Regions from separate parts of the Homo sapiens genome. Here all the other regions are linked to region 2. A link is an interaction called in ENCODE POLR2A ChIA-PET data of the cell type or tissue named here. Cell type or tissue: OCI-LY7. All regions are shown on one strand. Region 1 has its middle 71 kb from the start of KCNK12. Region 2 has its middle 87 kb from the start of MSH6. Region 3 overlaps CALM2 (calmodulin 2).

Region 1 (8,000 bases), 54 kb after region 2:
GAGATAGAGTTTCACCATGTTGGCCAGGCTGGTCTCGAACTCCTGATCTCAAGTGATCTGCCCGCCTCAGCCTCCCAAAGTGCTGGGATTACAGGCATGAGCTACCTCACCCAGCTCAAGCCCTTTTTATAATCAACATTAATCCATTCATGAGAAACCCTCGTGACCTAAACACATCCCCCTTAGGCCTTATCTCTCAACACTGCTCCATTGGGGATTAAGTTTCCAACATATGACTTTTGGGAGACACATTCAAACCAGAGCATTTCTGCAGGCCTTTACAAAGCCAGTAGGTCCAGTGCATGGTGCCCATAAAAAGGCACAGTGACACCTGAGGCAGGTTTTCCAAAGCCATCCAGGGTAGAGGGGGAGGCACCTGGCCATGGGAACTTCCATGTTGCCACAAAAGCCCTTGGGAGTCATCCTGACATGCTGCAGTGGTGAGCATGTAGTGCTGGGCTCAGCATGGCAGATACCCACCTGCCACCTGGGCACTAAATATAGCCCATAACAAACCCTTCTTTGCCTGGAACCTGCAGAGTTGGCTTATTTGGCTGGAACTGCTACAGAGAGAAGCTCTGTTAAAACGAATTGAGAACTGGCTTCTCCCCATAATTCTAGGATGCTGAGATTCATAATTAGACAATGGATCTTTCCTGCCAGCAACACAACATTGCTGGCCTTAGTCACTGATGAATCCTCCAGGTTGGTTGCTTCAGGTGTTGAGGAGAGGCTGGTGTAGGTGTCCAGAGAATACTCGCATTTTCCAGTGTCCCAACAAAGTAGGATTTTTCTCCCCAGTGTTCTGTTCCTTAGTTATGGACTGACTGTGTCCTCCCACTGGGATACATATGTTGAAGCCCTAACCCCCAGGGTGACTGTAATTGGAGATAGGGCCTCTAAGGAAGTAATTAAGGTTAAATGAGGTTCTAAAGATGGGGCTGTGATCTGATAGGATTCGTGTCCTTATGAGACCAGAGTTCACTCTGTCTCCTCACTTGCACAAGAAAGAGGCTATATGAGAGCACAACATGATGGTGGCTGCCTACAAGCGAAGAGGAGAGGCCTCATCATAATAAATACTACCTTGTTGGCACCTTGGTCTTGGACTTCTAGCCTCCATAACTGTGAGAAGTAAATTTCTGTTGCTTAAGCCACCAGACTGTGGTATTTTGTTATGAGCTGACAAATATACTTAGCACCTTGCTTCTCTGGTCTTTGAACCAGCATTACCAAGCCCAACTCCGGGCTTACCCAACCACAGTCTGCATTGCAACAAGATGCCCAGATGATTCAGAAGCACTGCTTATGAAAAGGTGTTGGGCTCCTGGGAGGGTCTGATTGGGCTAGCAGTCATTTACTCTTCAATGTGAATCGGAGCCTAAGCGGAGGTGCTGAACACTTCAGGCTGGGAAAAGAGAACACTGTAGAACTAAAAATAGCTGGCCTTTCTGCTTTGCTAAAGAGGAGTCTTGCATGACTCGACTTATGGGTAGTCCAGGGCTCTGAACTCAGTTGGTCTAGCTGTGTATATGTGGTGATGGGGAAGTCCTTTAATGTCCTTCAGTTGATACAGGGATATGATTTGTCCCAAAGGAAGGGTAGTGATGCATCCTGCATTGTTGAAGAACTGATAACAGATTTAGACTTCTCTACTTTTCATATCCACATGCCTTGGGTGACTGTTGGCTTTGGAGAATTTAATTCCATTTACCAACTCTAATCAACTGGTAATGGCCACTTGGAATGCTGCGCTGAGAAAGAGTCTAAGGCCTCCACTGGTATCAGTGAAAAATAGGACCTTGATGAATTAGCAATATTGGCCAAGAGCATGGGATGAGGGTAGGGGGACTACCTGGTATCTGTTAATTCCACTCTGAGGCAAAAGGCACTTAGAATTGGTACGTGAAATAATTAACCAAGTAATTAGGTCTGATTCTGCCTTCTATTATTGTTTATTTATTTGCCATTTTTTGTCATCTATTTATACAAATAACATTCCCTGACTTTACTCATAAAGGAAAAATAAGCAAAAATAACTAGAAAAAATTGTGGAAAAGAAGAGTAAGTAGAGGGAATTAGCCCAACCAGAGAGTACCATAATTCACTGATTCTGTTTCCTGTTTGTTGTTGTTGTTGTTGTTTTTACAATTACACATCTCTGAAATCGAGGTGTGTCTTACATCCCTGTCATCGAGGTGACAGTCATGACGCAGTTGTCCTCACCTGTCCATATACACAGCACTAGCCAAGATTGTTGGAAGCTTGGAAGAAGGCCTGGAGGCAATAGTAGGGCACTCTTTTAAAAAATGCTGTACCATCAAACGAGCACTCTTGAAGGCACAGAGAACAATGTTGTTTGGAAAAACAAGAACATCAATGGTCAGAATCAAAATAAGATTCAGAAGAGATAAGCTCTGAATATGAGGAAATTTTAGGACTACCGTCAATTTCAATTTTGCTTATCTTTTTAGGTTTTTGTTTTTTGTTTTTAGCAGAGCCTTGCTCTGTCACCCAGGCTGGAGTGCAGTGGTGCAATCTCAGCTCGTTGTAACCTCCACCTCCCACACTCAAGCGGTCCTCATGCCTCAACCTCAGCTGGGATTGCAGGTGCGCACCACCAGCCGGGCTAATTTTTCTATTTTCAGTAGATTACAGCTGGGATTACAGGTGTGAGTCACCGTGTCCAGCTTCATTTTTCTTACATGTTTAAATGTATGTCCAAGTATCATATATGATCAACTTCTATGTCTACATAAGTCTAAAGCTTATGTAAGTCTTATAGAAGTTTAAGTCGATAGGTTTATATACAGTTATTCAAAGAAGATGCATTGGTAGAGACAGGAGTCCTGCTGTGTGTTCAAGGAACAGAAGGAAGACCGGAGTGCCCAGCAAGAGTGGATTCATGGAAGAGGATAAAGATCCAAGAGTTAGCTGGGGACCATGTCAGGTAGGCTTTTGGGGCTTCTGTGGGACTTTGGGAACCACTACAGGTTTTGCACAGAAGAGGACATGATCAGACTTACATTTTAAGAGCATCGCTCTGGCTGATGAGAGGAGAGTGGACCTGGGGTCAGGGGGTGAAACCAGGGATGCCATGGAAAGATGGATTAGGAGCTATTTCCATAGCCCGGGGAGAGACAGATGATGGGACGGGGAGCTGGTTCAACTCTGGGTCTATTTGAGAATGGAGCTGACAGGACTTAATAGGCGTGGATGTCGCAAAGAAGAGAGGAGTCGGCTGGGTGCAGTGGCTCACGCCTGTAATCCCAACATTTTGGAAGCCTAAGACTGGCTGATCACCTGAGGTCAGGAGTTCTAGACCAGCCTGGCCAACGTGGCGAAACCCCGTCTGTACTAAAAATACAAAAATTAGCCAGGCATGGTGGCAGGTGCCTGTAATCCCAGCTACTCGGGAGGCTGAGGCAGGAGAACTGCTTGAACCTGGGAAGTGGAGGTTGCAGTGAGCCGAGACTACGCCATTGCCCTCCAGCCTGGGTGACAAGAGTGAAACTCCGTCTCAAAAAAAAAAAAAAGAGAGAGAGAGAGGAGTCATCAAAGACATGGAGTTCTGACTCGAGCTATAGAGAGAACGGAGCTACTGTTTCCCGAGAATGTTGTGGTGGCAGCAGGTTCTGGGGAGCAGCAGGAGTTTGGGTTAGGAAGTGCTATTTTCAAAATGCAGATTAAGCTTCCAAGTGGAGCCCCTGAGAGGACACTGGCTCCATGAGTCTGTAGTTCAGGAGAGGGTGCCAGGCTAGAGATACAAATGCCACATTAGTTTCAGCCCAAGCTGATATGGAAGCCCTGAAGCCGATGAAATCAGCGTGGGACAGAGAAGGAAAATGTGTCTTGATAGAACAGGAGGGGACGCTGCGACAAAGAGGAGGGGAGGGGAAGGCAGGAGGGGCCAGAAAAGGAGGCTGAGAAGGAGTGGCCAGAGACATAGGGGAGATAAAGTGAGAGATCCATGGACCAGAACAGAAATCCCAGAAATAGGCCCAAATGCAGAAGTTATAGGAATGTAACGTGCACGAAAGGCAGCATTTCAAACCAGGAAGGAAAGAGAAATTATTCAATATATGGGGTTGCCCTCTGCGAAAAAAATGAAGTTGGATTAGTATACGTTTCAAATGTGTCCAGTATCTAAATGTATAAATAAACAAAATTTAAAAGCACATACTAGAAGAAACCATAAGGAAATGAATTTTAGTAATCTTTTGTTGGTGTAAAACAACCTAGAAAGCTATAAAACAGTGGTACATGTGATTATATAACAAAGACTATCTGCATGGCAAACTATCTTCAAAAAAGTCAATAGATAAGTGACCAATTGGGAAAAATATTTATGACTCATATAGGGCTAAGTGCCATCACATTTAGAGGTTCTAAATCAACAATGATCACGATAATAACAAGAATAAAAGAACAATAAGCCAATAAAAACATGGGTAAAGATTGTGCACCAACCACTCAAGGAAAGAGAAATACAACCAGCTTTAAGTCTCTGAAAAGATGCTCGAACTCACTCACAGTAAGAGAAATGCAAATTAAAGCTACACAAGAAAGCAGCTTTCACCAACAGATTTTTTTTTTTTAAAGAAGGGAAACCACTCAGGCTGCATCTTCTCTGTCTTACTCTGCTGGAGGGAAATGAACGCCCATCAATGCCAAATAATGTGTGTGTGCACACATTATACATAATAATTATGTGTTATAATGTATAATTATACATTATACATTATAAATGTGTGTGTGCACATGTGTGTTCCCCAGCTCTGTCCCCTAAGAACACCTGGAAACAGTGACACCCTAATAGCAGTGAGCACATCTAGGGACCAGGTCTTGGTTTTTGAATACCATTTTTCATAAAAGGAATGAGAGCTCCTTGGAGAAATGGCTGATTCCAGGGCTGGATCAAGACAAGTATAAGGTGAGCCCAGAACCTTTCTTTAAGATTATGATGATGTTTTGAAGCTATTACTAGTTCATTCAGTTCTTCACCAGTATTAAAATTATTTTTCCCAGCACTTTGGGAAGCTGAGGTGGGAGGATCGCTTGAGTCCAGGAGTTTGAGACCAGCCTGGGCAACACAGCAAGAACCCCATCTCTTTAAAAAATATAAAATAAATAAAATACACTGTTTTTTAAAAATAACAACACTTAACCATAAACTTAGTGTTTACTATGTGTTAGGCACTTTTTGACATTATTTTGATTAATCCTTACAATAACTTTAAGAAGTAGATTATCCTACCTTATATGTAAGAAAACTGAGGCTTACCAGTAACTTGACCTAGTGTAGTTGACCCATCTTGGGTTCCCCACCTGCCTCACGCTGATTTCCCTTTCCTGGCTGTGTACCCCATCCTCCGGCGCCCCTGGCAGCCTGCCCTGTACCATGTAACTGTACCCTGTAGCCTTAGCTGGTTGGCCAATGAAGGAATTTTTTTTTTTTTTTTTTTGAGGCAGAGTTTTGTTCTTGTTGCTCAGGCTGGAGTGCAGTAGCAAAATCTCAGCTCACTGCAACCTCCACCTTTCAGGTTCAAGTGATTCTCCTGCCTCAGCCCCCCAAGTAGTTGGGATTACAGGCACCCGCCACCATGCCCGACTAATTTTTGTATTTTTATTAGAGATGGGGTTTCACCATGTTGGCCAGGCTGGTCTCGAACTCCTGACCTCAGGTGATCCACCCGCTTTGGCCTCCCAAAGTGCTGGGATTACAGGTGTGAGCCACTGTGCCTGGCCCGACCAAGGAATTTGATACTTGAACCAAGCTGGGTCAAACAGTCTTGAGACAGATGAAAATGTAAGACTTAAAATTAGAGGCCAGGCACAGTGGCTCAACGCCTGTAATCCCAGCACTTTGGGAGGCTGAAGCGGGTGGATCACCTGAGGTCAGGAGTTCGAGACCAGCCTGACCAACATGGTGAAACCCCGTCTCTACTAAAAATACAAAATTAGCCGGGCGTGGTGGCAGGCACCTGTAATCCCAGCTACTCAGGAGGCTGAGGCAGGAGAATTGCTTGAACCCAGGAGGTGAAGGTTGTGGTGAGCCGAGATTGTTCCATTGCACTTCAGCCTCGGCAACAAGAGCGAATCTCTGTCTCAAAAAAAAAAAAAAAAAAAAAAAAGACTTTAAAGAATGAGAGAGAGACACAGAAATCATTAAGGTTGAGAAAGGTTAGTAGCAACACTCTGGAAAAAAGGCTCCTACTGCTGAGTCATGGTTGTCAACCCTTCCATGTGATCTGTAATAGTTAGTTTTATGTGTTAACTTGACTGGTCTATGATATAGCTGGTAAAACATTATTTCTGGGTGTGTCTGTGAGAGTGTTTCCAGAAGAGATTAGCATTTGAATTGGTAGACTGACTAAGGAAGATCGTCCTTGCCAGTGCAGGTGGGCACAATCAAATCTGCTGAGGGCCTGAATGGAATAAAAAAGCAGGGGAAGTGTATATTTTCTTGCTGTCTGAGCCGAGACATCCAGGTTTTCCCGCTCTTGGATATCTGTGCTCCTGGTTCTTGGACTTTCTGACTCAGACCAGATCTTATATCCTACCCATCCCCTTCACCTCCCCCCTCCCACTCCCTAGTTCTCCAGCTTTGGGGTTTGGACTGGAATTGCACCACTGCTGTTCCTGGGCCTCCAGCTTACAGATGGCAGATTGTGAGATTTCTCAGCCTTCATAATTGTGTGTGCCAATCCCTCCTGGTAAATCTCTCTCTTTCTTTCTCTCTCTCTCTCTCTCTCTCTCTCTGTATATATATATATATATATATATATATATATATCCATCCTACGGATTCTGTTTTTCTGAAGAACTCTAATACATTCTAATAAATTCACCCTTTTTGGCTTAAGTTCGCCAGAATCCATTTCTATTGTTAGTAACCAAAGTAGCCTTAATGAATAAGCAAGAATCATACATGGTAGAGATGGGATTTGAACTTTGGACTCCAAAGCCTTGTTCTTTTCCAGTATACTACACCATTCACTCCTGGGAACCATTTATTCACACTAACAAGTATACATATCCAATATCCACAGCTCTCTATTCTAACAAAGTTTTTAATGGGATAATTCCAGCCCCAAATCAGTGTGGTCATCTTGTTGGGAGAGATCATATGAAGAATCCACTGGGAGAGTGAGCCCTGTGGTGACACAGAGAGGCCCAGCCATCCCAGTGTACCAGGTGAGATGTTCCTGCCATGATGGCAGACATGTGAGTGAAGCCATCTTGAATGTTTCTGCCCCAGGTGCCATCTCACTGTGAACACCTGACAGGCAAGATCAGCAGAAGAACCATCCCGCTAAGCCCCAGGCAACTCACAGAATTACAAGAAATAAGATGGTTGTTGTTTTTAACCACTAAGTTTTGGGATGGTTTGTTTTGCAGCAAAAGATAACTAAAATTGATGGCTTCTTTGGAAAGATGGCATGTGAGATGAGAACTAAAAGACTGAGGGGAGGGGGCGCTGGGGGACGGCAAATCAAGGCAGAGGTGTCAGGAAGGAGCTCGGTACATTTGAAGAGCTGAAAAGGCCAGTGTGGCTCCCGTGTAGAGCAGTGGGGAGGGTGGTACCAGATGAGGGAAGAGAGATTATGCAGGACCCTGTGCATCTCAGAAGGAGCCTGGACTTTATCTAACTGCAACAGACACCATTGAATGAATTTTTGTTTTTACATTTTTTGTAGAGACGAAGTCTCACTATGTTGCCCAGGCTGGTCTTGAGCTCCTAGACTCAAATGATCCTCCCATCTCAGCCTTCCTAAGTGCTGGATTACAGATATGAGCCACCGTGCCCAGCCCATTGAAGGGTTTTAAGCAGGGGAATGACATGGTCAGATGTTGAGTTTTCAGGTGTCTCTCTGGCTGTTGGATGGGAGGATGGCAGGTAACATGGAAGCAAGAAGAGTAGTTAGAGGGCATTTGTAATAGTCCCCATGAGAGATGATGGCAGCTTCAATGAGGGTGGTGGATATGAAGGTGGAGAG
Region 2 (8,000 bases):
AAACTTTTGCAAACATTCTTTCCTTTAGCCGCTATAAAGGCTTCACTCTCTTTAATTCTCTTTGAACTAGCCTTACCATTTTGCTGGTTCCTTCATTAATGAGTTAACTAAACATGTGACATGTGCTCATTTTTTTATTTGCATGAGATTCATGTTTTTTTAACTTTTTGAGAAGTATACTTTCTCAGTAAGGTTGGCAAGGTTTACTCTGTCAAGTAAAAACAGAAAATTTATACCATCTACTATCTCCATAAAAGTAAATATATTTAATACAAAAAATGAAGGCTATAATGGGAGGTAAAGGACAATATTTAAATGGGTAGTGTAGGAGACCAGAATGTGCCACCCCAAAATATGCCTCTTTGGCATAAAGGCTATTTTGAGCTGATTATTTTGAGAAACAGCAGACACAGGAGAAGCTCTAAAAACAGAGTAGAAGTTACCCTTTTGTAAGGGAAATTTACATCTATAAAGAAAATCTCCATTTGTAAGGGTGTCTCCCTCTCTGCACCAGGAAGAGAAGGGTAACTAAATCATAGGAAACTCTTTTCAATGGAGAAGGCACCAAATTAAATCTGCATGATAAACTTTAATTTTGTTTACCATGCTTTTCCTGGTCATATCCTTATAACCAGCATCCCCCATACTTTTTTCCTTTGATTTTTAGCTGAAGATGCAATATAAGCCTGAATTCTAAGCTACCTCTTGGAGAGTTACACATTTTCTCTGGGCTATTTCCCATGTATAGGAAGGAAATTAAAATATCTCACCCCAAGATATACTTCTTTGACATGTTTTGAGATGGCTGTTCAGAGGGCCTGCAAACAGAAGCAGCCCTGCAAAGCTGTCTTTTGTGCGGAAGATTTGCATCTGTAGAGAAAATCTGCGTTAATGCAGCCATTTTTCTCTGCATTTTCTCTTTCCTCTAAAGCCTTCCCTTCTCTGAATCTAGGAAAGATTAACTGAGAGTCTTGTAACCACCCAGTGGGTTCACCTTGTTCACTGCCTAGACAGAGCGAATTTATCAAGACAGCGGAATTGCAATGGTGAAAGAGTAATTCATGCACAGCCGTCTGTGTGGAAGACTGGAGTTTTATTATTACTCAAATCAGTCTCCCTGAGCATTCAGGGATCAGCGTTTTTAAGGATTATTTGGCAGGTATGGGCTCAGGAAGTAGGGAGTGTTGATTGGTCGGATTGAAGATAAAATTACAGGGGGTTGAAGTGAGTTCTTGCTGACTTCTGTTCCTGGATGGGATCACAGGACTGGTTGAGCCAGATTAGCAGTCTGAGTGGTGTCATCTGCTGCATTGGAATGCAGGGTCTGCAAAATATCTCAAACACTGATCTTAGGTTTTGCAACAGTGATCTTATTCCCAGAAGCAATTTGGGGAGGTTGAGACTCTTCCAGCCAGAGACTGCATGGCTCCTAAATCATAATTTCTAATCTTGTGGCTAATTATGTCAGGCCTCTGAGCCCAAGCCAAGCCATCATATCCCCTGAGACCTGCACGTACACATCCAGATGGCCGGTTCCTGCCTTAACTGATGACATTCCACCACAAAAGAAGTGAAAATGGCCTGCTCCTGCCTTAACTGATGACATTGTCTTGTGAAATTCCTTCTCCTGGCTCATCCTGGCTCAAAAGCCCCCCCACTGAGTACCTTGTGACCCCCACTCCAGCCCGCCAGAGAACAACCCCCCTTTTTCCTTTACCTACCCAAATCCTATAAAACGGCCCCACCCCATCTCCCTTCGCTGACTGTCTTTTCGGACTCAGCCCGCCTGCACCCAGGTAATTAAAAGCATTATTGCTCACACAAAGCCTGTTTAGTGGTCTCTTCACACGGACGTGCATGAAAGTTAGTCCTACAAAGACAGACTGGTCTCCACGCAAGCAAGGGTTTTTTTCCAGAAAGTGCTATTGTCAATTTTGTTGGTTCAGAGTTTAAACTATAAACTAAATTCCTTCCCAAGACTAGCTCAGCCTACACCCAGGAATGAACAGACAGCTTAGAGGCTAGAAGCAATGTGGAATCAGTGAGGTCTGACCTTTTTCACTGTCATAATTTCCTCAGTTATGATTTTTGCAAAGGCAGTTTTGTAATGCCTAACCTTGTTTTTACTAACCCTGTTTTTAGACTCTCCCTTTCCTTTAATCACCTAGCCTTGTTTCCACCTGAATTGACTCTCCCTTAGCTAAGAGAGCCAGGCAGACTCCATCTTGGCTCTTTCACTGGCAGCCCCTTCCTCAAGGACTTAACCTGTGCAAGCTGACTCCCAGCACATCCAAGAATGCAATGAACTGATAAGATGCTGTGGTGAGCTATATCCGCAGTTCCCAGGAATTCGTCCCATTAATAACGCCCGATTAATAACGCCCAAAGCCCCGCGTCTATCACCTTGTAATAGTCTTAAAGCCCCTGCACCTGGAACTGTTTACTTTCCTGTAACCATTTATCCTTTTAACTTTTTTGCCTACTTTACTTCTGTAAAATTGTTTTAACTAGACCCCCCCCTCCCCTTCTAAACCAAAGTATAAAAGAAAATTTAGCTCCTTCTTTGGGGTCTAAAGAACTTTGAGCGTTAGCCGTCTCTTGGCCGCTGGCTAAATAAACAGACTCTTAATTCGTCTACAAGTGTGGCGTTTTCTCTAACTCGCTCAAGTACAACAGTTTCAGTCTGACACCTTTAAAAGTCTGAAAGTGTAACCACCTGATGGGTTCGTCCTGCCCACTGCACAGGCAAAACCAATTCACTGAGACCACAGCATTGCAATAAAGAAAGAGTTTAATAGATACAAGGCTGGCCACGCCACGTGGAAGACTGAATTATTACTCAAATCAATCTCCCTGAAAAATTCAGAGGTTAGGGTTTTTAAGGATAGTTTGGCAGGCCAGGGAGCCTATTTCTGGGTGGGGCCACATGACCAGGTGGCAGAGATCAGCAGGTCTCAGTGGAGCCATTGGTTCATCGTTAGTCAGAAATGCAAAAACCTGAAAAGATATCTCAAAAGACCAATCTTGGCTGTGCGCAGTGGCCCATACCTGTAATCCCAGCACTTTGGGAGGCCAAGGTGGGAGGATCACCTGAGGTCAGGAATTCGAGACCAGCCTGACCAAAATACTAAAATTAGTATTAGCCTACTAAAAATACAAAATTAGCCGGGCATGGTGGCACATGCCTGTAATCCCAGCTACTTGGGAGGCTGAGGCAGGAAAATGACTTGAACCTGGAAGGCGGAGGTTGTGGTGAGCCGAGATCGCACCATTGCACTCCAGCCTGGGCAACATGAGCGAAACTCTGTCTCAAAAACAAAAACAAAACAACAACAAAAGACCAATCTTAGGTTCTATTAGGTTGGTGCAAAATAATTGCAGTTTTTGCGATTAAAAGTAATAGTGATGTTATCTGCAGGAGTAACTGGGAGAGTTGCAAATCTTATGACCTCCAGCATAATGGCTGGTAATTGTTTATGTTTACACCTTAGAATTCAGCCTGCTCACATCCTCCTAACCTGGTAGTCTCTCATTAGCTTTACAAAGGTGATTTAGTTTTGGGTAAGGGTTATTATCATTTAAACTATAAACTAAATGTCTCCCAAAGTTAGGTTGGTCTAAGTCCAGGAATGATTAAGGGCAGTTTGAAGGTTAGAGGCAAGATGGGGTTGGTTAGGTCAGATCTCTTTCACTGTCATAATCTTCTCACTGTTAGAATTTTTGCAAAGGTGGTTTCAAAAGAAACATTTATCATCTATTCTGAGGACTGCTACCTGTGAGGTTTCATCTGCATAACAAGACCACCTTTGCTAGTCAGGCCTCCTCCCCCTCCCAGAACCTGTTTTGCCACAACCAAAGCCCCCATTCTTTCTGGAACCTCAAGATGACATACAAGCTTCAGAACCCCATTGCATGGTAGGGATAATCACTCTGTGGTTCTCTCCCATATGCACGCTAATAAATTTGTATTCCTTTTCGCCAATAAATCTGCTATTGTTAGTTGATTTTTCAGCAAACCTTCAGAGGGTAAAGGGCAAGTTTTACCTTGGCCCCTGCAGTTTTGGCGCTGTGAGTAGGATACCAAAGCTCTGCTCTTCTGGAAGCTGCAGTCATGGGAACTCGGGACCCGATGAGAGAGAAGAAAGGAAGAAACCGGTCAGGCAGGCAGAGTGGATCCTTAGTTGAATTCTTTCAAACAAAAGAACGGCCTAAAAAAATCATGCTGGAGGCTGGGCACAGTGGCTCACGCCTGTAATCCCAACACTTTGGGAGGCACAGGCGGGCGGATCACGAGGTCAGGAGATCCAGACCATCCTGGCTAACATGGCGAAACCCCATCTCTACTAAAAAATACAAAAAAAAAAAAAATTAGCTGGGCGTGGTGGTGGGTGCCTGTAGTCCCAGCTACTTGGGAGATTGAGGCAGGAGAATGGTGTGAACCCAGGAGGCGGAGTTTGCGGTGAGCCGAGACCACGCCACTGCACTCCAGCCTGGGCGACAGAGTGAGACTCTGTCTCAAAAAAAAAAAAAAAAAAAAAAATCATGCTGCATGCTGCAGGCACAGATAAGGGAACTCATACAGAGGGGCTTCCCTAAGACATGCCCACTGCCGCATAGATAAGAAAGGCTACACAGGTGACTTGCCCTTGCAGACATGCCTGCAATGCAAAATTCCGTCCCCTGACACATGCGCAGTAAGGGGAATAAAGCAATCTGGAGTAACTCAAGCTAAGGGCCCAGGTGCACATTAGGATGATGGAGTGGAGCTACCAAAAATTCACATCTTATGCAAATGAGATGCCTAGCCCTCATAGGTTTCTTATAAAACCCTTTGCATTCAAGTGTGAAAAGGGCAACCCTCTTCTGGGCCCCCTCTCTCCTTGGCTTTTGAGGGTACCAGGGAGTAAGCTGTAGTGTGAGAAAGAACTTGACCTTTGTGTGTGTGATGGCTGGCTAGTTGCTGATGAAAGCTGCAGTTTTAGAGGTGGCCGATAACAGTTTCAATGAATGGTTATTACTGCAGGGGGCTACTTTCTTCTTTGCACGTTTACTTAAGAAAGGCATGGTTTGAACACTTAGAGGCTGTAAGAGCACTCACCACCAACGGACAAGATTCCCATGGGAGGTGGGCTGGTCACAAAGTGGGCTGATTGGCAGTGGGTCACCCACCAGCTTCGGGGGAATATCTTTGTAGTGAGGTGCACTGTGGAAGTGTTGTGCAGCCTCCTGTGGTATTTTCCTCTTTTTAGGGTCTTGGGTTTCAGTGTAAAAGTGGAATCTTTGATTTTTTTTTTCTTTTCTTTTTTTTTTTTTTTGAGACAGAGTATCACTCTGTTGCCCAGGCTGGAGTGCAGTGGGGAGATGTCAGCTCACTGCAACCTCCGCCCCCTGGGTTTAAGCGATTCTCCTGCCTCAGCCTCCCGAGTAGCTAGGATTACAGGCTCCTGCCACTGCGCCCGACTAATTGTTGTATTGTTAGTAGAGACAGGGTTTCACCATCTTGGCCAGGCTGGTCTTGAACTCCTGACCTCGTGATCCACCCACCTCGGCCTCCCAAAGTGTGGGATTACAGGCGTGAGCCACCGCGCCCGTCCGGAATTGATTTTTAAAGATCTAGATGTTCTGTTTTCCCGCTGTGCCTGCCTTTCATATATTATTACTGGGCCCTAAAAACTGCAAATGCTCTGTTGGCCCTCTTCCCTCTTTTTTTTTTTGACATGGAGTCTCGCTCTGTTGCCCAGGCTTGGACTCCTGGGCTCAAGCGATCCACCCATCTTGGCCTCCCAAAGTTCTGGAATTACAGGTGTGAGCCACCACTCCTGGTCGATCTGTCTTGTGGTTGCCCAACACCACACTTCTGTCTGTAAGTTCCCCAATAAAATCACCTCTATGATGACAAGCTGGACTTGTCTCCCTTCTTCTTCAGTTTCCTGGCTCCTTCTGCTTATCAGGGTCACTTTGTATATATGACCCTTTCACAAGACACCAGTTAATGTGACTTTAGCAGTCTTTTGGTTTATATTTAATTTTTTTTTTAGACCAAGTCTTGCTCTGTCACCCAGACTGGAGTGCAGTGCTCACTGCAACCTTCACCTTCTGGGTTCAAGGAATTCTCCTGCCTCAGCCTCCAGAGTAGCTGGGATTACAGGGGTGCACCGCCACGCCCAGCTAATTTTTTGTATTTTTAGTAGACACAGGGTTTCACCATGTTGGCCAGGCTGGTCTCAAATTCCTAACCTCAGGTGATCCATCCGCCTCAGCCTTCCAAAGTGTTGGGATTACAGGCGTGAGCCACTGCGCCTGGCCAAGGACTAGTTTAATATTGTTGGTTTAATAAAAAAAAGAACTATGTCTTTTGACTTATCAGCAAACTATACATGTATTTAACTTCAAAGTTCTTGCTTTTTTGATACTTGCCTAACATATAAAAATAGTTAATAAAAAATTTAACTTGAGATAATGACTAGATTTGTTTCATGTCTCATACAATTTTTCAAACACAATTGTTAAGAATAAATAAATGTCAATGAGATAAAAGTTTACAAATGGACTTTCTTTTTTTGAGACAAGGTCTTGCTTTGTTGCCCAGGCTGGAGTGCAGTGGTATGAACATACCTTACTGCAGCCTCAACCTCCGGGGCTCAAGCAATCCTCCTGCCTTAGCTTCCCAATGTGTTGGGATTATAGGCATGAACCACCTTGCCTGGCCTACAATGAACTTTTAATAATAGTTATGTTTTATAATGTGTTTTCTTAAAAAGGTTTCTCAGAGGCAAGCGTGGTGGCATACGCCTGTAGTTTCAGCTACTCAAGAGGCTGAGGTGGGAGGATCATTTGATTCCAGGAGTTTTAGTCCAGCTTAGACAGCAAAGTGAGACCCCTGTCTCCTATACAGAGAGAGAAAGAAAGAGTTAAAAAAAAGTTTCTAAAATCTTTTTGGTAACTCTATACCCTTAGAGTTTTGCTGAGACAAATTAAATAATACATATTTTTAGCTGGGCTTGGTGGTGCATGCCTGTAGTCCCAGCTACTTGGAAGGCTGAGGTGGGAGGATCAATTGAACCTGGGAGGTCAAGGCTGCAGTGAACTGTGATGACATCACTGCACTCAGCCTGGGCAACAGAGTGAGACCCTGTCTCAAAAAGATAAAAAAATTAGGGTCAGGTGTGGTGGCTCACGCCTGTAATCCCAGCACTTTGGGAGGCTGAGGTTGGTGGATTAACTGAGATAAAGATTTCGAGACCAGCCCAGCCAATATGGCAAAACCCCATCTCTACTAAAAATACACAAATTAGCTGGGCTTGGTGTTGGGCACCTGTAATCCCAGCTGCTAGGGAGGCTGAGGCAGGAGAATCAATTGAACCCGGGAGGCAGAGGTTGCAGCGAGCTGAGATCACACCACTGTACTCCAGCCTGGGCGACAGAGCAAGACTCCATCTCAAAAAAAAAAAAAAAACCAAGGAAAAAAAAACAACAGATATCCAGCCATGGGCAACATGACAAAACCCCCTCTCTACAGAAAATGAGCCAGGCATGGTGCCACATGCCTATAGTCCCAGCTACTCAGGAGGCTGAGATGGGAGGATCACCTGAGCCCAGAAGGCTGAGGCAGCAGTGAGCTGAGATTGCACCACTGCACTCTAGTCTGAGTGACAGAGAGAGAGAGACTCAGTCTCAATACATAAATAAATACATAAATAAAAAGAAATTTAAGAAATAAAAGGAATGATAGATAAAATGGAATGCATATAAAAAGCTAAAAGAAAGAGAATGAAAAAAATTATAAGAGGTTCTAAAAGGTTTATGGAACTCTTATTGTGTATGGTCAAACTGATTGAATTTGGGTGAATTTGTTATAAGGTTTTGTTAAAATTAGCTTTGCCATTAATAATACACTGATGCAAAGGTAGAATTTTGAAAAAGATTTTCATCTAGTATTAATAAGGGGTAATAATAGATTTTTGTTTACTTTTAAGTATACTGAAAAAAATGAGGGGAGA
Region 3 (8,000 bases), 540 kb after region 2:
ATGTGTCACATAAATTTTCAAATGTATGGCTATGTTGGGAAAGCTTAATGGCCCAATGAACTTGGAAACTTTTTGTATTCATTTGCTGATAGGGTCTAATATTTTCTGGGAAATGACTTACTTGGAAAATACTAGCTTTATTATTTACTGATTGGTATAACTTTGCAGTATCAAAGTTAGTCTGTTTTAGTTTCTTTCTTTCTTTTTTTTTTTTTGAGACAAGTCTCACTCTGTTGCCCAAGCTGGAGTGCAGTGGTGTGATCTCGGCTCACTGCAACCTCCGCCTCTCGGGTTCAAGCAGTTCTGCTGCTGCAGCCTCCCCAGTAGCTGGGACTACAGGCGCACGCCGCCACACCCAGCTTGTGTGTGTGTTTGTGTTTTAATAGAGACGGGGGACTACAGGCCCACGCTGCCACACCCAGCGTGTGTGTGTGTGTGTGTGTGTGTGTGTGTGTGTGTGTGTTTTAGTAGAGACGGGGGACTACAGGCACACGCCGCCACACCCAGCTTGTGTGTGTGTGTGTTTTAGTAGAGACGGGGTTTCTTTTCTTTTTCTTCTTTTTTTTTTTTTTTGAGACGGAGTCTCGCTCTGTCGCCCAGGCTGGAGTGCAGTGGCGCAATATCAGCTCACTGCAAGCTCTGCCTCCCAGGTTCACGCCATTCTCCTGCCTCAGCCTCCCGAGTAGCTGGGACTATAGGCGCCCGCCACCACGCCCGGCTAATTTTTTTGTATTTTTAGTAGAGATGGGGTTTCACCGTGTTAGCCAGGATGGTCTCGATCTCCTGACCTCATGATCCACCCGCCTCAGCCTCCCAAAGTGCTGGGATTACAGGCTTGAGCCACCGCGCCCGGCCTGAGACGGGGTTTCACCCTGTTGTTCAGGCTGGTCTGGAACTCACCCTGAGCTCAGGCAGTCTGCCCACCTTGGCCTCCCAAAGTGCTAGGATTACAGGTGTGAGCCACTGCACCTGGCTTGTTTTAGTTTATCTGTAAATGGTGAATGAAGCCAGGTAGTCTGGAGTGTTGCACCAGCAGGAGGTTTCCATGTAATCTAGTGATGTATTAGAAGGAACATATAGCCGGGCACAGTGGCTCATGCCCTGTAATCCCAGCACTTTGGGAGGCAGAGACAGGCGGATCACCTGAGGTTGGGAGTTCGAGGCCAGCCTGACCAACGTGGAGAAACCCCATCTCTACTAAAAATAGAAAATTAGCTGGGCGTGGTGGTGCATGCCTGTAATTCCAGCTACTCGGGAGGCTGAGGCAGGAGAATTGCTTGATCCTGGGAGGAGGAGGTTGCGGTGGGCTGAGATTGCACCATTGCACTCCAGCCTGGACAACAAGAGCGAAAGTCCATCTCAAAAAAAAAAACAACAGCAGGAAGGAACATACTATCACAACAAGATGTTGAGGAATAATCAGTTTCACTATATAAGGTTGGGGTTTTAATATTCCAAAGAAAGCTCAAAATGATCTTTGTTCTCAGTGACATGCATTTAGCTAAAACTGGACATTTATATCTTGATCAGCCCATTGTTATAGACTCTTTATATAGTCCCTTCTCCTGCCTTACTAGAAAGGGAAAGTAGCCTGTTTTAATTTAGTAGGTGATTGATTTAGACATAGTGGCTAACTCTAAACACAGTATACAGAAACAGTTTAATTACTCTGTAGAAATACGTATTTGGGTACCAGTAGTCTTATTTTTGTTTTGTGAGTGTAGGTTAGGTCTGTAATTTTGAATTATGTTCCACAGAGCAGCTTCAGTGACAGAGGAGCCAGTCATTTGGGGATTTGGTTCTTTTCCTCTGTAAACCTAGGATAATTTTACTTAGGTCAGCATGAAAGTACAGTGGTATGATTGGTCAAAGATATATTTGAAATATTATCATAAGGTATCATAAAGATTGGTTAATCTTTAGGAGTCAAAGTCACATTTCAATTGCTACCTCCATTGGTATTTTTCCGTTAAAAGTTTTTGGGTTTTTCTGAGACGTGGGGTCTTACAGTTTGGCCAGGCTGAAGTGCAGTGGCTGTTCACTGGCACGATCCCACCACTGAGTAGGCTTTAAGAGTTAATACGTTTCATTTAGGTTACATTTTATTATTAATCTGTGTATTTGGATTGTGGTCTTTCTTTCAAACAGAATTCAAAGAAGCTTTTTCACTATTTGACAAAGATGGTGATGGAACTATAACAACAAAGGAATTGGGAACTGTAATGAGATCTCTTGGGCAGAATCCCACAGAAGCAGAGTTACAGGACATGATTAATGAAGTAGATGCTGATGGTAAGTCTTCAATTTTGTGGGGCTGGGAGGGGTTGAAGAAGTGATACTTAGATGTTTCCACTAAACCTTTGCTGTTTGCTTATATGTTTCCACTAAAGCTTTGATGTTTCCACTAAACCATTTCAGGTAATGGCACAATTGACTTCCCTGAATTTCTGACAATGATGGCAAGAAAAATGAAAGACACAGACAGTGAAGAAGAAATTAGAGAAGCATTCCGTGTGTTTGATAAGGTACGTCAAGGACTGGATATGTTAAATTTTGAGGATGAAATGAAGATACCAGGACTCATTATGAAGACTTGTGTTTTTTTGGTTGTTTTTTTTTTTTTTTTTTTTTTTTTTTTTGATGATTTACCAACATATTTTAATTACCAAGCAAAAGCTTTTTAAGAATTCAGTATAGACTTTCTAATATATGTATTGCGTTCATCTTGTCAAAGGAGGTGTCACTTGACTTTGGGACTAGGAAATAATGATTTCAATGTAGGACATTTTGCTTGGCTCTTAATGACATTTGTAGGTCAACTGTGTAGATTTGTATGCATTTCTAAAGTATGTTTTTCCCCCAATGTGAAATTTAGTAGTAAACTTAATAAATTTCCATTCCAACTCTCAAGTCTGTAATTTGACTCAGAAACTATACTAAATTTTTTGCTAGGATGGCAATGGCTATATTAGTGCTGCAGAACTTCGCCATGTGATGACAAACCTTGGAGAGAAGTTAACAGATGAAGAAGTTGATGAAATGATCAGGGAAGCAGATATTGATGGTGATGGTCAAGTAAACTATGAAGGTAAATGTTTCAGTCTCACGCCTCATTCTTCACTTTGATTTTTAAGATAAGAGGCTCTTTGTTAGGGAACTGATCGAAATTAGTGACCCTTCCCCTGAAATTAGGTTGCTAAAACAGTTACTTACATTTAACCTTCTTAAAATTCAGAGTGTTGTCTGCAGACTAGGTAACATTGCTCTGACTTGAGAACTTAATTTAGAAATATTTACTATCAGGTTCTATCCCTACACCTGGAATCAGCATTTTAATAGGATTCTTGGGTGATTCATGTATAAAGTTTGAGAAGCACTGTTCAGTGTTTGTGTGATTGTGGAACAATGTGGAAAGCAAACTTATTCCAAGTTTCCTAAAATGAAATTAATGTGACTTTCTTTCCCCGCACTGTATTGTCTTTTTTCTTTAATTGGCTTTAGTCTGAAACTGAAGTTTACATGTGCTTCAAAAGTATCGTATCTACTAACTTTTAAGATGGCCATATCAGGAAGCAAGGCATATGAAACTGAAGGATTTTGAGTAAAACTCTGTATTTTTTTCATGATGTAACTACTTAACTTAGAAAAGAGCATAAAATGTAATGTTATAAAAATTAAACCTAGCCCATAGCATTGAATTTACAATATTGTCTTGTAATCCAGCAGACTTAAAATTCAAGTCTAAACTAAGAGCCAAGAATGCTCTTTTTTATATTGGCCTATCTAAAGCGTTAATTTGGCTCTTACTAATAAACCTGAATAGTTATGGTTAATGAAGTTCCAGCCTGGGCAATAAACTAGCTTCCCTCTGTACTTAATGGTAATTCTGAGGAAAGAGAGGAATGGAAAGAGTACTCAGTAATTGAGTAAATGTGATTTTTTTTTTTTTTTTTTTTTTTTGGTCTTTTGCTATTGACTCATTTTTTGTGTACTTCTTCTTTTTCAGAGTTTGTACAAATGATGACAGCAAAGTGAAGACCTTGTACAGAATGTGTTAAATTTCTTGTACAAAATTGTTTATTTGCCTTTTCTTTGTTTGTAACTTATCTGTAAAAGGTTTCTCCCTACTGTCAAAAAAATATGCATGTATAGTAATTAGGACTTCATTCCTCCATGTTTTCTTCCCTTATCTTACTGTCATTGTCCTAAAACCTTATTTTAGAAAATTGATCAAGTAACATGTTGCATGTGGCTTACTCTGGATATATCTAAGCCCTTCTGCACATCTAAACTTAGATGGAGTTGGTCAAATGAGGGAACATCTGGGTTATGCCTTTTTTAAAGTAGTTTTCTTTAGGAACTGTCAGCATGTTGTTGTTGAAGTGTGGAGTTGTAACTCTGCGTGGACTATGGACAGTCAACAATATGTACTTAAAAGTTGCACTATTGCAAAACGGGTGTATTATCCAGGTACTCGTACACTATTTTTTTGTACTGCTGGTCCTGTACCAGAAACATTTTCTTTTATTGTTACTTGCTTTTTAAACTTTGTTTAGCCACTTAAAATCTGCTTATGGCACAATTTGCCTCAAAATCCATTCCAAGTTGTATATTTGTTTTCCAATAAAAAAATTACAATTTACCCAATGGTTGCTCTGCATCTGAGTCATTTAACTGTTGAAGTCTAATAATTTTGAAAATAAAATATGGCATTGGTTTCTGCTTGGTATAGTCTAGATAATTTTTTCTCGTGTGGGGAAGCATATGGAGATGGGTGGCAGAAATAGTGAAGGTGGGAAAGGAAGGAGAAAAGGATTGGAAAAGTGAGAAAAGAGGGAGAGAAGCACAGAAAATAAGAGGAACAAAATAAGGGGTGTAACTAAGGAGAGATTGAAGAGGAAGGCCGAAAAGATGGGGATCTATGGGGGCTGGCTTAGTGTAGTCACCTTTTGGGGGCCACCATCATGCGTGCCCACAACATTCCTCCACCACCATGTGTGTCGTACTGTGCTACTGTGTTAGATCCAGGATACCTGTGAGTTGCCTCTGCCCACAGAACAAGATGGTGGCAGTCATGGGAAAAGAGGGGCAAGTTTTTTGTTTTGTTTCTTTATCCAGATTGTATTTGACAACTTCAAAAGGCCCCAATGAAAGACTCAAAAACTTAAGTGTACCTAGTATGGGAATTGGCATAAAGTAGGTATTTACTGTTTCCTACCTTTATAGTTTTCAACTTTGGCATTTGTCCATGTTGACTTAAGCTGTGCAGTGATGTTTTAAATGTTTGCATGTTCAAAAAAAAACCAAATCTAGTTGGGGTGAGCATCCTTATAGTTTTACTTCTATTAACTAATATTTTATTCATTGTGCTTTTTAATTCTATAAGATGAGAATTTTCAGCTTGCCCATCTGCAACATTTTGCAAAAAAAGATGTCTTTAGGAGTAAATTGGCAATGACTACACCTTGTTTTAGTTTTTGCTGGCTTCTATCATTGCTTTCTCTATAATTTGAGCTACTCCAAAGGTGGTTATCAGGGTTTTTATTTTTTTAAAGTACCTTTTAAATGCTTAATGAAAGATTCCATAGCAAACCAGAGCCAAGATTAAAACATTGAGTGTAATTGTTACCTGGTTATTATAGCTACAAGGTCTTTAATTTCCCAGGGGTAATTCATTATTTGGCAGGTTACTGCCCCATTGACTATCTTAATACTACTATTAGTATGTTTTAGAGCAAGGGAAGTTACAGGCATTGATAGTTCTAATGGTATCACATACTCGGGTAATCAGTTAAATAGGAAGATTTTAGATGTGCACTCTACTCCCCTTAATTGGATGTAGTAAATTTTGTCGAAAGGAAATCCAAACAAGGTTTGTTTTTTGTAAAGACAGGGACTCATGTTGCCCAGGTTGGTCTTGAACTCCTGGGCTCAAGTGATCCCCTCACCTCATCCTCCCAAAGTGTTGGGATTATGAGTGGGGCTTTTTTAAAAGTTAAGTGAAATAATGAAAGTAAGGCCCTTAACATTGTCCTTGGCATTTGCATTAAGTGTTCCATTAATTGTGCTATTAAACCAGTTATGACCCTGAAAAATGAGGGACTTAGGCAGTCAATTTGTGTTTTTCCAGCGTCAACAATGAGGTTTATATAAATTGATATCAAGGTATAATTAACAAGGACAACAAAGGTAGGAGAAACATTTTTTGGGCTCTTCTATGTCATAATTGGTCATTTCTATTGTTGAAATCTTTACAAAAGTCACGAAGTCTTGGCATTTTGATTTTACAGGAAACGAGTAGAATGATTGTATAATTTAACTGTGGTCATAATGAGCTGGGTTCAAATCTGTTCCAATGCTTCCTACAACATAATCCTATTGGAACCCAGGACTGTGATATCACCTTCAAGTTGTGTTTTTGTTTTTGTTTTTGTTTTTTTTAGATGGACTCTAGCACTGTTGTCTGGGCTGGAGTGCAGTGGCGCAATCTCGGCTCACTGCAGCTTCTGCCTCCCAGGTTCAAGCAATTCTGCGTCAGCCTCCCGAGTAGCTGGGATTACAGGCGCCCGCCACCACGCCCAGTTAATTTTTTGTATTTTTAGAAGAGACAGGGTTTTACTATGTTGGCCAGGCTGGTCTCAAACTCCTGACCTTGTGATCCGCCCACCTCGGCCTCCCAAAGTACTGAGATTACAGGTGTGAGCCACCTCGCCCAGCCCCACCTTCAAGTCTTAACCATACTATTAGTGTTATATTAATAGGATTTTGGTAATTGTACCAACCATAATACTGTCTGGCATGTTTGCTCTCAGATGATTCTCCCAATAAACAACTATTGCAGTTAAATATCACCCTTGGTGTAACGTATTTTCCTAAAATTTTTAGAAGACGGCAACAATTTTAAAGATCTGATATGTAACAGAGGCACTGTTGAGCTCAATTATAGATATGTATTCTCAAGAGAAATGCCTCTCCCCCTTTTTGAAACTTACAATAATCTGGAAATAAATCTCAGTGATACTATATAAGATAATGTTTTCTTAAAGGAACACTATGTTTATCCTACGTGCTTAATCTGCTTTGTGGATAGTCCTTGAAATCATTGACCCATGCTGTTTCTATTTTTGAGATACTTAAACTATTTTCTCATCTAGATGTTCCCATCTCTAATGTCACACCTTGTATGGGTTTCTGGACTTCTCTGTACCTTTCATATTCTTTTAGTCTCGAGGGTACCAGTCCCTAGTCTGCTGAGCCAGTTTTACAGGCTCAGCCAAAATAAGAAAATGAAATGAGGCACAGGGAATGGACTTGATTAATCTCTTAACATTTGTGAGAACTTTGGTATTGCCTCTTCACTTTCTAATTTCAGTTGTTCATTTTAAACCTAGTGCCTGTTTTTTTTTTCAAGGCTATGTTAAATGAATTTAGAATCCCAGTATTTTAAGAAACTAGATGAAGTCCTCTAGTCTCTTGCTCCTCAAAAAGTCACCTACAGAATCACCCAGGAGCTTGTTGGAAATGCAGAATCTTAGGTCCTGCCCCAGAATTGGAATCAATCTGTTTTTTTAACAAGATCATCAGATATTTTGTATGCATATCAATTTTTGAAAAGCACTGCTGTAATCTAGTCTTGGATTTACTTAGAGGGGAAAACTAGTCAGTGGTTTATTCAACAAATATTTTAGTCCTTGTGTTCAAAGGGGTCAATTAAAAACCGTGTTTTGGGTGTTTAAAATTAGAGGAGAAACGATTTGTCATAAAATGAATCTTCCAACAATGATAGGCACAGGGTCCTTTGGGACTTAGTGGATTAGGCTTAGAGGTCTACTCAGAGGAGCTGACCCTTGAGATTTTCCAGGTGGTCAAAGAAAAGAATAGCATTTCATGCAGAAGAGCTAGCATATGTGGAGACAAATAGAAATGTGAAGATGGCATGTTTGGGGTTTTTGCAAGCATGATACAGCAGAGCATGCCATCCTAATAAGAGAAGTGGCCGG

Evidence for each region. Peaks named below come from ENCODE experiments on the same cell type or tissue, not always from the same donor. Only the 100,000 strongest peaks of a DNase experiment are listed, where the experiment ranks them.
Region 1: POLR2A ChIA-PET joins it to region 2 with 10 read pairs; 5 of 35 experiments call an interaction of 5 or more read pairs at or near these places.
Region 3: POLR2A ChIA-PET joins it to region 2 with 39 read pairs; 2 of 35 experiments call an interaction of 5 or more read pairs at or near these places.

The regions. Positions count from the first base shown.
Region 1 is chr2:47,637,913-47,645,912 of GRCh38, reverse strand. It overlaps a transcript of MSH2 not described here. Among named protein-coding and RNA genes, the nearest start is that of KCNK12, 71 kb to the right of the region's middle. In OCI-LY7, no CTCF peak of the experiment used is centred here; DNase peaks (open chromatin) are centred at 521, 2,592 and 4,578; H3K4me3 peaks cover 434 bases; H3K27ac peaks cover 1,008 bases.
Region 2 is chr2:47,692,142-47,700,141 of GRCh38, reverse strand. It overlaps a transcript of MSH2 not described here. Among named protein-coding and RNA genes, the nearest start is that of MSH6, 87 kb to the left of the region's middle. RefSeq lists enhancers at 1,255-1,799, 2,889-3,432, 3,433-3,977, 5,067-5,610 and a silencer at 4,596-4,645. In OCI-LY7, a CTCF peak has its summit at 5,255; DNase peaks (open chromatin) are centred at 121, 1,467, 2,951, 4,721 and 3 weaker places; H3K4me3 peaks cover 6,335 bases; H3K27ac peaks cover 8,000 bases.
Region 3 is chr2:47,156,811-47,164,810 of GRCh38, reverse strand. It overlaps CALM2 (calmodulin 2), which reads left to right. Exons shown (of 6, transcript NM_001743.6): 3 at 2,149-2,292; 4 at 2,419-2,525; 5 at 2,953-3,088; 6 at 4,007-4,727. The coding sequence ends at 4,035. Among named protein-coding and RNA genes, the nearest start is that of STPG4, 5.5 kb to the right of the region's middle. In OCI-LY7, no CTCF peak of the experiment used is centred here; no DNase peak of the experiment used is centred here; H3K27ac peaks cover 588 bases.